2 separate regions of the Mus musculus genome follow, and region 2 is linked to region 1. A link is a contact called in ENCODE POLR2A ChIA-PET data. All regions are on one chromosome and are shown on one strand. The core of a region is the stretch at or near the end of the contact, and the rest is flanking DNA. Distances in the headings are between cores, read along the strand shown.

Evidence for each region. ChIA-PET counts read pairs that join two places held with the same protein, here RNA polymerase II (POLR2A).
Region 2: POLR2A ChIA-PET joins it to region 1 with 12 read pairs in Patski. The contact joins the promoter of F2r here to the promoter of F2rl1 in region 1. POLR2A ChIA-PET finds 5 or more read pairs at or near these places in 4 of 5 experiments (Patski and embryonic stem cell).

Annotation. Positions count from the first base shown.
Region 1 is chr13:95,521,652-95,529,448 of GRCm38, forward strand. It overlaps F2rl1 (coagulation factor II (thrombin) receptor-like 1), which reads right to left and starts at 3,589. Exons shown (of 2, transcript NM_007974.4): 1 at 3,386-3,589. The coding sequence starts at 3,476.
Region 2 is chr13:95,615,217-95,623,013 of GRCm38, forward strand. F2r (coagulation factor II (thrombin) receptor) reads right to left here and starts at 3,250. Exons shown (of 2, transcript NM_010169.4): 1 at 3,071-3,250. The coding sequence starts at 3,158.

The sequences.
Region 1 (7,797 bases), core at 2,339-4,838:
AAAGCTGTTAAAATTGTGTTACTGACCTTTACATGTTAAATCCCATACTTGTACAAGGCTTTCCTCTCTCCAAGCTATAAAAAGTGTGTTTCCTTGAAGCAGAACATCGGGAGAAGAGCAAACCTTGCTCTCTCTGTCTTAGGTTTTCGGCCACTCATAATGCAAGCTGACACAATCTTTTTAAAAGTTGAATCACTGTTTAACCATGGTACAAAATAATCATCTCCATATCAAAACTATTTCAGTAACTTACAAGAGCTATAACACCCCTACAAAACATGCACAGAAGCCTGTCTCCTGACTGTATATAGATTTATTGTTGAAATGCAAGTAAGTCCTAGGACAGCAGGATGGTCCTTCTGTGGTTTAAGGGACACCAGTTGGTGGTAGGCTTGGTCTCAGTGTTTTGGCCCTTTCCCAGAGTTCTTCGCTACCAACTCTTGGGAGCACCAGATGGAGAGAAAAAAAGGTTTCAGTTGCTATTAACAACTATTAATATTCAACCTATCCATCCTTTCCTAGGTACACTTTTAGCGAACTTTGCAAACTCTTTTTCTTTTTCCCAAGGGGAACTGTTTTCCTCAACATTTGTCCAGATAGTAAAACCATAAGAAAGTCAAATACAGACTTCATGAGGCCTGAGGGATCACGGTTAATCAGTAACAGGAGGAAGGCAGAGGCACCAAGCATCAACCTCAAGTCCCATCTCCACGTTCACTAGAGTTCTTTTATACTACGAGACCTCGGAAAGATCCTGTGTGCCTGTTCACAAAACATTAATTTAACAAGACGAAGCCAGGTTTGCCGGTGCTGGTCTATAACCATAGCTACTCGGGATGAGGAAGTAGAACCCCAGGTTCAAGGCCAACCTGGGTTACCTAGTGGACTCGAGGAAAGTTTGCGCAATTTAAGGAGACTTTGCCTCAAAATAAAATGTAAAATTAGGGCTGAGGCTCTAGCTCAGTGGCAAAGTGACTGGTTAATACACAGAGGCCCTAGGTTTAGTGCCTAATACCTGGGCCACACCTGGTGTGTGTGTGTGTGTGTGTGCATGTTAGTGTGTATATGCCATCTTTTAAAGCTGTTAAAATTGTGTTACTGACCTTTACATGTTAAATCCCATACTTGTACAAGGCTTTCTAATTTAGAAATGTGTATTTTATGTATTCCTCATGTACAAAAGCATGGGAAAGATATAAATCAAAATGTTAGCAAGTGGTTATTTTAAGTACCAATGTTTAGGATGATTCCGTTAAATTTCTCCTTTCCCTGTTTTCTCTTCTCAGTGACCACATATTAATGTTATAATTTAAAAAAAGAAAATGTTATCGGGAGCTGGAAAGATGCCTCAGCATTGTACCCTCGTGGACTCACAACTGTCTGTAACTCTAGTTCAAGGGGATCCAACACCCTCACCCAGATATGAATGCAGGCAAAAACACCAGTGCACATAATTTTTCTAAAATTACATTTTAAAATGTTGTCTAGGTATGGTAGTGCATTCCTGTAATCCCATCATTCAGGAGAACAGACAAAAGTGTTGCAAGTTCAAGGCCAGTGTGGTCAACATAGACAATTTCAGAGCAACCAGGGATACACAATGAGACTAATTCAAAGGAAGAAAAGGAAGACTACAACAAAAAAACAAACACACACCCAAGAAGATCCAGTCTTAAAACTGAAATGGACTGACTGTGTGACTAGGAAAATAGCAACGGTCCAGCACTTGCCCAGCCTGTGCAAAGCCCTAGGTTGGATGCCCAGCATGGCAAGAAATCAAGAAACAAAATATGGAGATGGAAGAGGGGGAGGGGAGCAGGAGAGGGAGACAGTAGTAGTGATTGTGTCTGTGGGAAACTGACTTAAACGTCACATTCGCAATTCAGTGCCCCTCCCCCCAGCTGGGACCCTTTCCGAGAAACAATTTTTTGGGGGTGGAGAAAACCAAGCTCAATCTGCTGTTTAACAGGCCAAGGAGCACGCAGAAAGACCAGACCTAAGCGGCATGAGCAAAGAAGGCAAGCAAGGTGCCCCGTGTCCTAACCAAAATTAATTTAATTACAATGGGGGGGGGGGGACGGACCCAATACCTCCCGGTATCTAAAGTCTCTGTTACTAGACTAACTCTTTAGGAAAGTTACCGGCAATGGAGCATAATTATGCAGAGAGAAAAGCCAAGTTGGGATATTAAGTAGCTCGGGTTAACAAGTAACCCAATTTTTTTGTTGTTGTTGTTAAAATCAAGTTCACCACGTACGCTAGGAACCTCTACCTCCCAATCTCCTCACTCTGAAAACAGAGGAAGCCGACTAATCAGGGTATGCTTCCTATACTAGGTAAATCACGAAAGTAATCACCTCCAACCACTTTTTTTTTAAGTTTGCACACACTTTGTTCCTGAGTTTTTAAATTTCTAACTTTAAATGACAGGCAAACGGAGAGGGGTTGGACGCTCTTCTACAACTTAACGACAAAGTAAAAGTGAGAAATAGCCTTTAAGACTACAGCAAGTTTAGAACGGAAACGCCAGGCCGGGTTTTGCAATAGCGCTATCACTGGTAGCAAACACCCCCCCACCCCACCCTACAGCCTACAGAGGTCTCCGTGGCTTCTAGAAGGGCCAGTTCGAGCTCACCAGGAGCTGCAACGCCCAAGCCGGCAGCGGGCCAGAGGAGCACCGCCCCGAACCGCTTTCCTGCAGTTCGGTTCCTTGGGCATGGCAGCCTCAGAGAGAGACCTGGGTGGCTGCCAGTGTTCGCTCCCGGCGGCGGGAAGGTCTCGAAATCTCTAGGCTGGAGATTTCACCTGGTAAGGGTCCGAAAGGGCCCCTTCTACCACCACGTGACATTCAAACCGCCTGAGTCCCGTGCCCAGCGCATCCACTGCGATGCCAGGTACCGTAGCCCCGAGTGGGTCTTGAACACTGTGGTTCAACCCGCAAAGAAAGGGTTCAGTGAGTGGGTGGGTGCGAGTGTAAAACTCGAGGTGGGAACTTCCCAGGGCACGGGCTCCCACTCACTCCACCCATACGTGAGCCATCAAACTGCTATAATCCGGGGGTCTAGTAAGACCCTATAGGACGTAGTTCGCAGGGTCCGCGAAAACCAATTACTGACTCAGTGTTTGTAAAGGAACGACCGCAGGGAGGGGAGGCTGAGTCCTGCGGGCGCTCCTTCCTTATCTCCCCGAACCACGTCGACGAGTAGAGATTGGAAGTGCCCAGACCAGGATTGTTTCTAGCGCGTCTTTGGTGGCACTTAGGTGTCCCGGCTGATTGGTCCTGGTTAGGGACCCCCATCAAAGCTACAGAGAGTGTCCAGGGGGTGTGCCCGCCTTCCCCGATTCCCCCACCAGCCCAGAGCGTTCCTTCGCCGCTCGAGCTCACCCGGTGCAAGGTTCTCGGTCCGGCTGCAGGAGACCGAGGCCGCCAGAAGGGTGATACCTCCCAGCAGCCACGCCAGGCTGAGACTTCGCATCCCCGGACGTGGGGCGGGCGGGCAATCCGCCACCAGTGGTTCGAAACTCGGAGCCCTACTCTGAGCACAGGGTCCCTTCCCTTAACACGAGCTTCACTGAGCCTTCCTGGGGCGGGACCTGTTTCAGTGAAACCGGAGCCCCTAGACGCACCTGCGGAAGACCACGCCCCCAGGAGACCACGCCCCCTCGAACGTCCTACGCAGGCCACACCCCGGGCCACCTGGCCCAGCACAGCCTGACCGTAGCTCCCGTGTGCTGGCCAGCGTCCACTTGGCTGCTGGAGTCGCCTGCGGGTGAGGCTGGACCGGTGAGGTGGCTACATTGGAATGCAAATGACAGGAAGGTTGGGACCCAGGGTTTTAGAGCCTGGGCGATGTCCAAAACTATCTTTAACCTTTAATTACTTCAGAGAACCAGTGAGGTCATCCTGTGAATGTTAGAAAGTCTATGCTAGTTGCCTTTGTCTTCAGTAATTGGTGTGGAAGGCTTTGTGGTGTAATGGGCAGTGCGGGACCGATATGAAAGGGGTTCTTGTTGGTTATTGTTTTGTTGATTGTTGTCTTGGTTTGCCTTTTTGCGAAAGCTTTCTTTCCCTACTACCCACCTGACTTCAAACTTGTGACGATTCTCCAGCCTCGACCTCCTAAGTGCTGGGGTGCCAGGATTGTTCCACCAGTTCTGGGATTAACTCATCTGTTATCCAGTGTCATTAAACAAACCTGGATGTGTGGGAAGCACTAACCGCCAATGGTTCAGTACTGTTAGCTTGTCTAATGCCCTCAGCACTGTATGTGCCCGCTCCATCTGTCTTCCCATTTTACAGAATAGGAGATGGAACTTAGAATGTTTGCTGCCTCTGGGGTTACACAGTTCTTTGGCACAGTTTGTAAATGTCCAAGCTCAAGTCTATGACTGAAATTTGTCCACAACTTGTTGCTCTATACCTGATTCCACTCGGGTCTCTTCTGCATCGTGATCCCATGTTCCAAAGAAATATATAAGCATGGGTTGGGGTGTGTAGCTTGGTAGTAGAGCACATGCTTAGCATGTCCAAGGACCAGAGTGAATCTCCCCCACAGAGACAGAGGCAGGAGCATAAAGAATTGGAGACCATTTGGGCTACATAGTAGAACCCTATCTTAAAAATAAATTAAAACTAGGACAATAAGTCAGACTTTACTGTTGTTCAAGAAAACTGTGGTTTGAATTACAGAGAAGATACTGGAAGGATTCATAAACGGAAGAGACTCGGATGAGCCCAAAGCAGGTGTCTCCACGGAGAGGGGATTTCAATGTAGGAAGGGCTGGCTGCAGTCCTGGACAGCTCTGAAATGATGACAGAGTTAGAAGAGAGACCGGAGTTAGCCATTTCTCTCAGGTTTGAGGACATCCACCTGGCATGTTGCAGAGGGGTTCCACTCCAGAGGGAAGGGTCAGGCAGTCACTGTTGATAGTTATTAATATCTGCGCAGCCTTGAGCCAAGTGGTCACCGCCATGTCCCATAAGTGTGTAGAATGCAGCTTCCATCTGATGCAAGATCTGGGTCACACCTCAACATGCCTGATGGATGGTTAGTCTTCTGCCTGTTCATTCTGCCCCAACGGGATCACACACAGCCAGAAATCAAAGGAAGAGAAGCAAATGGTCCTGAATAGGCCATGAAAATAGAATGCTTCCTTTCTAGATAACAGAAATGGACAGGTAATGGACACGGACACACACTCAAGAGTGGTCAGAAAAAGCAGCCCAAGGGTTGAGACAATTCTCTTTAATGGAACATCTCTGGAGGGGTCTCCCGTGGCTGTGTCTCAAAGAAGTTCTTTGGGAATGTGAATGGAACTTAGCTTTTTCCTTTGTGTAGCCTTGGGTGTGGTCTGGCTTCTCTCCTTCTGTGCCTCTATAACCTTGGATAAACTATTCACACTATGTTTTGATTTCTCACTTATGGAAATGGGATTAGCATTTTGTCTATTTAAAGACACCTAGGGATAAAACGAGGTTCTGATATGAAGTAGAACAAAAATCTTTCCTTTCTCTCAGGAGTACCTGCCCCACCGCCTGTACCACAGCTTTCAGGGTGTGGCTCCAGGACCCTCCCTTCAGAAAATTGACTTCTAAAAGCACAGAGTGTAATCTAACCTAAACATTCCTTATGTCAATCAATAGGTGAAAGCGGCCAGGCGGTGGTGGCACACACCTTTAGTCCCAGAACTTGGGAGGCAGAGGCTGTTGGAATTCTGAGTTTGAGACCAGCCAGGTCTTTGGAGAGAGTTCCAGGACAGCCAGATCTATACAAAGAAATGCTGTTACCAGGAAGGGAAGAACTAGGAGAGAGTGGGGCCATAAGTTAGTATTTTAATGTGTTCTTTTTACATGTGTTTATGTATTTATGTAGTGTGTGTGTACCTACATACATGATCCTGGACAATTCTAAAGTAGCCAGTGATGACTCAAGGGACCACTGTGCAGCAGTGAGGTCCTCTGGGGTGTTTTTTCTATGGTAGGGTCCAAGTTCCTCTCTGGAGGGTTGATTCACTGATCCTGGGATAGAACATGGAAACTAACCTCTTTGTTCAAGAAGGCCCACGCCCTGGGTCGTCTGTTAACTGCCCTGGTGTATGCTGCTGTCTCTGCCCTTCCTGCCCTAAAACACCTCAGTTTGGATGATGCTGAGCCTACTCAACAGAATCCCATTCTGAAAAGGGCCAGCCTACTCCTGAAGAGAGACACCAGTTCATCTCTGATGATCCTCCAGTCTTTCCTACCTCATACAGTGTAATTACCACCATGTTATCTGGCCATGATAGTGGCTCCTTTCTTGTAGAGTGCATTTGAGGATGCCCATGAAGTAGCACCGACCTCGCCTGGCACAGAAGAGAGAGCCGCTGTTTGGTGATTGCCTTCAGTGAGAAATCCTTCTCTTCAGAGAACCATGTGTAAGCCTCCAGACGCTTCCAAGCTCCACAGACACTCACGTCATAGGAACTGAGTTTGAATCACCAAAATTTCCAAGAAATGGTTCTAGTGAACAATGCTATCCGTTAATAATTTCAAGATGGTGGTTTATTGGTCTGGGGATGTATTTCAGGGGTAAAGAGCTTGCCAGGCATACTCAAAGCTCTGAATTTCAACCCCAGCACCACCACAGTAATTAATTAGTTAATGTGATTGGAGGGGGGAGGGGAGTTTTGAGACAAGGTTCTCTGTGTAATGTTAGCTGTCCTGAAACTCTAGAGACCAGGCTGACCTTGAACTCACAGAGATCCACCTGCCACTGTCTCCCGAGCAGTCAAAATGAACAAATGAAGTATATTCATAGACGACAGTTTTGCAGGTGTTTTTCTCAAATCTTGCAGCTTTTTTTTTCTTTTTAATCTGATGATTCATTTGCCTGAACAGCCTTGGGGTATCTATTGCATGAATCTGTGAAACACTCAGGAATAGCTGACACCTGAGTGCCTGGGTGCCAGAGACAGGGGGCTTCCTGTGTTTTTCCACTCACTGTAATTTGAAGAGGACATTTAGACTGTGGGAGAAGAGGCAAGAAAAGAAACAGAGTTCTGGGCTGGCGGAGATGGCTCAGTGGGTAAGAGCACCCGACTGCTCTTCCAAAGGTTCAGAGTTCAAATCCCAGCAACCACATAGTGGCTCACAACCATCCATAACGAGATCTGACTCCCTCTTCTGGAGTGTCTGAAGACAGCTACAATGTACTTACATATAATAAATAAATAAGTCTTTTAAAAAAAAGAAACAGAATTCTGCATTATTCATTTATTTTGTTAAAAACAAGTGACTCTTCCTGGAACAGTGAAGTCCCTGGCCAGCTATAGCTGGAAGAAAAGCTGCTCGATTCATTCACCCATCCATTGAGCAGACATGCTCGATAAGGCTAGCAATAAACTTCTTTTACATGATAAATCCTTTAGTCACTTTCCAGGCTCCTAATACCCAACTTTAGAAATGATACAGTTGACCTCCCCAGGTCCCACCTGCCCTTGAGTCTCCTCATTGGCAGTTGATCCTCTGATGGTGGTACCACACTGCTGGCCTCTCTACACTCTGGGTTAATCTTTTGAGTTTCTTTCCAAAATGTGTATTTGTTCATTGGTTGATTGATCCACTCCTGTGGTTTGAAGTACTGTATATATTAGCAACTCCACAACTTTTTCTACCCTAGATTTCTCCAGGACAGACAGAACATATTCATCCAGAGACTGGGGAGATGGCTCTCTGACTAAGAGCACTGACTGCTCTTCCACAGATCCTGAGTTCAATTGCCAGCAACCACATGGTGACTCATGATCATCTATAAAAGG
Region 2 (7,797 bases), core at 2,000-4,499, 93 kb after region 1:
GAGAAAGCACAGCTCTTCTGGCTAGGCCTTGAGTTTGCTCCTTAGGACGAATCACTGTCCCAGCTATGCTAGGTTAAAATTCCAGCAGAGATTGAGCAATGGCTATGAAATCCAATTGTAGGGGTTGCCACAAGTTTTTAAAATCTTTTTACTTATTTGTAATTATGTGTATTGTGTGTGTGCGTGTGCGTGTGCTTTGTGTGTGCGCGCACATGTATGTGTCTTAGGGGTGGTATGTGCACATGCGTGCGGTTGCTCACAGGGGCCTGAGGTGTCTAGCCGCCTTGAGGCTGGAGTCACATGGGTGTCATGGATGTTATTATGCATATTTCAACTGTGCCACAAAGTAAAATGTATTTCTCACTTATGGCTGGCTAGCAAAACAGACAGACAGACAGAAACAAAACAAAACAGAAACCATGTTTCTGTAATACTCTAAAATCCAATTTGCAACTTGTCACAAACTTTAAATATATATTCTATAGTGTCTTTTCCTAAAGCTGTACAGAATTGCTTGTTGCCATGTGCAACTCATAGATGAGTTTAAGACGGCAAAGTTACCTTTGAAAGCCAATAACACACACAAGGTTACAGGGGATTTGCAGGATATAAGGATGCAGGGATAAACCCTTTACCTCAAAACTCCGGCATCGTAGTGCCTACTTGTATCTCTAGAACCTGAGAGGCTGAGGCAGGAGGATTTGAGTTTAACGCCAGCCTGTGCTGCACAGCAAATCTTGTTTCAAAAAACAAACAGGACTGGAGAGATGGCTCAGAGAGAACACTTGTTACAACAAAAGCCCGAGGGACTAAGTTCCCATCGCAGCACCCATGTATGACTGTTATCCTAGTATGTGTGTGTGTGTGTGTGTGCTCGCACACTAGCACTGGAACTTACTGACACAGGCTTGCACATAACCCCTCCTCCAGCCATGAACTTGTTAACTCTACTGGGTTTAGTAGAGAACTACAGCAAGGCAGGACGTGGGGAGCAGTGAATCCTGGAAAAACACCTGGCTTATAGGGAAAGCCATTTATTCTGTCAGTTCTAGCAAGAGGAAGTAAAAAACTGAATAAAAGAGAGTTACTAAGGAACAAAAGAGATGTGAGCTCCAAACGAAGAGAGTAGCAACATCAGACACCCAGGTTTCTGGTGAACCCCATTATTTTGCGGTCCTTTTGCTTAGAACCCAGCTAAGCTCCAGTTCACCAGGGCAGCAGGAACCGAAGAGGCCCGGGGTGGGGAGGAAGGTGAATGGGAGGAAGATTTTTGGAAAAGAAGCAAGTCCTGGGCTTTAAAAAGAGCAAGTTCACATGACAGACCCAGGCAGGAGCAGCTAGGGCGGGAGGTTCCTACAGAGTAGCGGTTCACGGTTCACGGTTAAGAGGACATGCGAAGTTGAGAAAAGCCGGCTGGTCTGGAGTGACATGGGAGAAGAACCCAGAGCGGGCAACATTCTTGAGGAGCGATTAGAGACTGGGTGAAGTGAGGAATATGTCAGGGGAAGTAGAGCAAGGCTGGGGCCCGTCTTGTACAGGGACCTCTTGCTTCTTGCCAAGGGACTGGGCTTGGCCTAGAGATAAGGATGGCCGTCTCTGAAATCCCAAGGCACTTGGCCACAGTTACCCACAGCCATTCTCTCTTTATGCAGCGGTAAGGAGAAGCAGATTTGTTTTTGGCTGAGTTTGTGAGTTCACTTATTGTCTGTACCCAATGTAGGGGGACCACTCCTATAACTCCCCCCCCCCCTCAAGGCAGGCCACTCAATCTCTCTGGGCCTTATTTTTAGAATCAGAGAAAGGGGATAAATGTCTCCTTATCATACCTATGATCTGTGCTGGCCACATCTCATAGTCTATATTTTAAAAGGCCTGTCCCAAAATAAAAGCGAGGAAGTAACCTAAAGTTATGTGAGCTCGCACCTCCATGTACACTTTGGATCGTCCTCCCCCTCACGGCTGCTGATGATTAAGGTCTAAGGTCGGCTACCCAAACACAGGCAGGCTGGTTAGCTGCTGCTCGGCGTGGGGGCCCTCTGTGGGGCTCTGAGTTTTCCCATGAGCACCACTCAAGCTCACACTGAAGAAAGACAGACAACAGGAAACACCCCACTCTTTGTCACCTCCTAATCCTTACATGTGGGAGCACCGAAGTGCACATTCTTTCAGAGATAACAAAAACTGAAGAAAACCCACTAGATTTTCTTCAGCGTGAAAGGAACGGCTAAAGGTGTCCCTACTAAGAAAGTCGAAACAATTGGGAACTTTACAGGCTACGCCTCTGCTTTGGAGAAAAGAGAAAATATTTGACGAAATAAGTCGACCAAACTAATTTATTTGGTCAAACTGGCAGATATTTAAAAATACACTGTAAGTAACGAATGTCCTTGCGGCAGATGAGAAATTCCATTGAAAAAAACTAAGACTAGATAATTTCTAGGTGCGCCTGATTCTGAAGAGGGGTCCCTTTTCTCCATGCAGAGAAACAGGTTTCCGATAACAAAGACCTACTCCACTCCCTGCAACCAGAAACCTTCATCACCTCCTGGGTACCAGGCCAAGCTGGGGGCTGTCCGGTCTTTATTGTGTGACTGTGAATTTTTTCTTTCACATCGCTTTTCCCTCCTTGTAAATCAAACGAGAAAACGAGTTTCCATCAAAGCAAAAACTTGAGGAGAGTGGTTCCACTGCACACCGAAAGCCCAGAATCACAAGACCCTTTCTTTCTGAAGGTGGTCTTGTAAAACAGGCCACACAATGACAATTAAAGCGACTGTGGAGACCGTTCCGCGGACCCTCGGGCCCCTCTCCGGATCCAACACCCGGTGGCCCGCGGACTGCACCCTCCAAAACCGAGTCCAAAAGAGCATCGGCCGTGCGGGGAGTGGGGAGGATATGGTGCGCCCCACATGGATGTGACTAGGGGAACCTCTAGATCTCGGCCCAAATGACTGTTTGGCTCCTGGGGGAAACTGAGGCAGGGTTGCAGCCAGGAGCACCCCCTCACGGAGCTGGCGCAACCTAAAACTTCTGATAGCTTCCCCCATGCTCACCCACCCGCAGCTCTTACCTGGCTGGCTCATAGGGACGCGGGAAGACAGCAAGGGACCGCACAGGCTGAGGCCGAGGGCGACGATCAGCAAGCGCCGGGGCCCCATTGTCCCAAGGCTGCCCGCGCGGCCCGGCGCCCGCCGTCGCCTACTTCTTTCTGAGTAGCTCGGTCGGAGCCTGCGGGTGACTAGAGGCGACTGCGCGGCCCCTGGGTGAGTATTTGGAGGCGGTTCAGGGGCGTGGGGCGGGGCTCCGCGGGCTGTGCGCGTGCCCGCAGTCTCCGCTCGTGCCCGCAGCCCCTCGCTCCGGAACCCAAGCGGCAGACCGCACCAGATGCTCGCTCCTCCCCAGTCTCCCCTTGTCCCACCCGGTGTGGTTGAGCTGCAAGCCTGGGAGTGACTCAGCCCCTCGGGGTCTTCGGAGAGCGCCTGCGGCCGCTTCAATGACTCTCCTGGGACGTGGAGCAAGGGAAGCGAAGCTAGACGGGGACAGTCCCGTGGTGGTGCTCCAAGTCTCTTCTCCTCCCCGGCGTCTGGCTGCACACAAGTTTGGAGTTTAGCTAAAAGTTGGCTACTGACTTCTGTCCGTCCGTCCCCGTCCCCCGTCCCCCGTCCCCCCGTCCCCCCCGCCCCCCTGCAGTGACAAGGGTGTCCCCAGATATGTGGACAGAGTGCTTGACATTTCTCGAAATTCTTTTATTTTGCGAGCTTAGATGGATCACGTTGAGCCTTTGATCTTCCACACACGAGTGGAAGTGGACCAGGTATCCAGGCGCTGATTCACCAAGCTCTTGCTTACCGAACTCTGCCTCCCCTGGTGACCCAAGCCAGAGCCTCAGCCACAGGCCCCAACGCCCAGGGCTTTCTCACCAGAAAGATGTTGGGTGGGAAGAGGAGGGGTAGCACTGAGGAATTTTAAAGGGTCCTTCCCAGGTCCTTATGGTTTGTGCTTGACTACATTTCAGCGTTAGATATCAAAAGAAGGGGGGGGGTCATGGCTGAGGCCTAGCGAGAGGGAGCCCCAGCTTATTTTGTTTAGAAAGAGTCTAGTGAGGAAGACACCCCGGAAATTAATCCTGGTCCTCTACCCAGTTTCTGAAAGAGCCAGCTCACAGCTTAGCGCTCTGAAGTGCTGTGATTGTCTTAGGGTTTCTATTGCTGCCATGAAACACCACGACAAAAAGGCAGGTTGGAGAGGAAAGGGTTTATTTGGATTATATTTCCATATAAGTGTTCATCGGTAAAGGAAGTCAGGACAGGAACTCAAAACAAGGCAGGACCCTGGAGGCAGGAGCTGAAGCAGAGGCCATGGAGGGGTGCCGCTTACTGGCTTGCTGTTCACGCTTGCTCAGCCTGCTTTCTTACAGAGCTCAGGACCATTAGCCCAGGGATAGTACCACCTACAATGGGCTGGACCTTTCCCCATCAATCACTAATTAAGAAAATGCGGAATCCCAACATTTGGATCAATGCAGAAAACAAGATCAGAGGCCATCTCCTCCCCTTACCCTCAGAGCTGCCTCACAATCTTCCTAAGTTGCTCTGTCAGTTGTGCAATCACCCAGCTAGACAATGCCATGTAAAATCCTTCCCACTGGAATCTTTTGAGAAAGCATATTTTAGGGTAAGTGGGGACAATTAGCACATGTCTGCACACAATAATAACATGGTATCGTTTTCTCACCTCTCTGAAATGCTGTGGGGGTTTTAGGTTCATCGCTTTTATGGACCACAGGCAAGAAAAAGAAAATTGCTGCAATTAACCCAAGGAATACGCTTGTAAGAGATGCTTCAGTTGATTGTAAAGACACTAGAATCAGGGCTGGCGAGATGGCTCAGTGGTTAAGGGCACTGACTGCCCTTCCAAGGGTCCTGAGTTCAAATCCCAGCAACCACATGGTTGGCTCACAACCATCTGTAATGGGATCAGATGCCCTCTTCTGGAGTATCTAAAGGTGGTGACAGTGTACTCACATCTATAAAATAAGATCTTTAAAAAAAAAATGTTTGAGCCAGGCAGTGGTGGCACACGCCTTTAATCCCAGCACCTGGGAGGCAGAGGCAGGAGGATTTCTGAGTTCGAGGCCAGCCTGGTCTACAGAGTGAGTTCCAGGACAGCCAGGGATACACAGAGAAACCCTATCTCAACGCCACCCCCCAAAAAAAAGTTTGAAAAAAAGGACACTGGAATTTTAAATAAAAGTGATAAAACACATGACAAGTTTTTTTGACAGTTCAAAGATACAAAGCATAGACCTTTTTTTTTTTTTCATCCACAGAGATGTTTCTAGACTCTGAAGCCTGAAAGCTAGAGATGCTAAACCCTGTCTGCAGGGGGCTTTCTACCTGTAACTCGTGCCGCATTGCTCCTTAGCATCAGAGTTAATCTGTTCTTTCACATGTCAGGATACCCTCTGTGCATCACTCTTTTGTGCTTCCGGTTCATTGCTGAATATAATGTTGCTTATTAGTCACAGAAGCTGAGATACTGGGACAGACACCGTCATACTGAAATGATTATTAACAAGGGTGTAGTGTATATCGTGTGGATACACTGAATAAAATCATTCATTCCTAAAACCCTGGGTTAGAGTGGAGTAAGTTTGAAAAACTTTAAAAGCTTTTTAAATGTGTTTTGCCTTGCATGTGTTTGTACCACGTGCATGCCTAGTGACCACAGAGTTCAGAAGAGGGCACTGGATTCCCTGGAACTGGAATTATAAATGGTTGTGAACCACTGTGTGGGTATTGGGAACTGAACAAGGCCCTCTGCGAAGAGCAACAAGTGCTCTTAACCCCCGAGCTGTCTATCCAGCCCCTGGAGTCAGTTTTCAGCATCCTCCCTAAAATGGCATTAAAACTTGTATTTTTGGAAAATTTCATTTAATATTTGGCTACTGATGAATTAAACTGTAGAGAGCAAAACTTGAGAAAACAAGAAGTGGCCTTCTGCCTTTGTCTGCGGTCTTCATGATTAATGTTAGGATTCTGTACATTATTCAATAATTACACAAATAAACATATGTAGGTCTACCTACCCTTTAAAAACATTGGACGAGCTGGAGAGAGAGCTTACAAGCAAGAGTACCCGAGTGACGTCCCCCGAACCACTGTGTATGAAAGCTAGGGTGGTACGTAAGTGTAATTCCAGCACTAGGGAGGCAAGCAGAGACATGCGGATCCCTGGGACTCCCTGGCCAAACCGCCTAGCCTACTCAGCGAACTCCAGGCTAGAAGGTGATCCTATCTCAAAAAAAGGTGGGTGGTCCCTGAGGAATGACACTTGAGGTTGTTCAGTGGCCTTCACATGCACTCACACACCTATGTGAACATGCATGATCACACATACACACACACACACACACACACACACACACACACACACGTGCACACACATACACATTGATGGTAGAAATGGTGAGAAGTGTTAAGAGGATGCTTTGGGGAGCTGCTATATTAGAACAAAGTGTACCCTGAAGAAAGAAGGCTCTTGAAACATTGAAGCCATTGCATTCTCCACATATTTCCTCAAGTGTCTCTCAGAATGTGGCAGCAGCACAGCCAGCAAAGGGAAGGGACAGAATGAGATATCTCCTCTCCTTAGCAGTCTCTAAGATTCCTGGATATTCTTTAGAGCTCTCTTTTTAAAATCTTATGTGTACGGTTGTTTTTCCTGCACGTGTGTCTATACACTTGTGTTCATGCAGTGTCTGCAGGGGCCAGAGAGGATATTTAGCTAACTCTGCGACTGAGGTCCACAGATGGTTTGTGAGCTGCCACGTGGGTGCTGGGTACTGAACCCCGGGTCCTCTGGAAGAACAGCAAGTGCTCTCAAGCACTGAGCCATCTCGCCAGCCCCTGATTATGAATTATGAGACCACTTAGAAAGGAATTTGAAAGTACCTTCAGAAGCAATTGTAACTTTTAGCATGTACGAATGTGGATCTCTGGACTCCATCCTGGACCAATGTACTGAAAACGCCCCTGGGCGAGGATGAGCTCTGAGAGCTCCCACACAAATATTTAGAGTAAGACATGGTATTCAGACATTAGCATGGATGGACCCAAGTCAGCGGGAAGATTTAACCCACAGCGCTGGGCTGTGTCTCCAGAGACTTTGATGCAGTTGGTCTGAGGCGCTGCTGCTGCTGCTGTTGCTGGGGATACTTGTGGGCTGTGGGTGGCAGTGAACATACTTTGTCAACCATAGCTTTAGAGAGAGCCAGAAAAACGGACTGTGGTTCCAAATCAGGCATGGTGGCACACACCTGCCGTCTCAGCACCAGAGAGACACAAGCAGGGGAGTTGTAGGTTCTAGGCCAGCCTGTGCTACTACATAGTAAGCCCTTGTCTGAAACAAAATCAAACAAACTAATATTCCACATTCATGTATCCTTCAGTGAACAAAAGTGGTTTGGTTTCAGATCTCTAAGGAGAGCCTGATCTGAGGGTGCCACACCCTTTATATTTAACTGCCTGATATTTGAGGATTATCAAACACCATCCTTTGTGAGACTTGAAATCATCTCTCAGTAGTTGTGGCCAATGGAATGCAAGTGCGGAGAAAAGGACGCCAAGTCCCTCAGCTTTAGTTCTTTGCCACTCACGCCCAACCTTTCTGTCACTTTTATAATGGATGTTCATTCGTTGTGAATGATGGACAAGCTCACCAGGGCTTCCCTACAAAGGAGTCTCAGCTTTACAGCGCCGTTCCCAATGGGATGATTTGCATACACTGGGCTTTTAC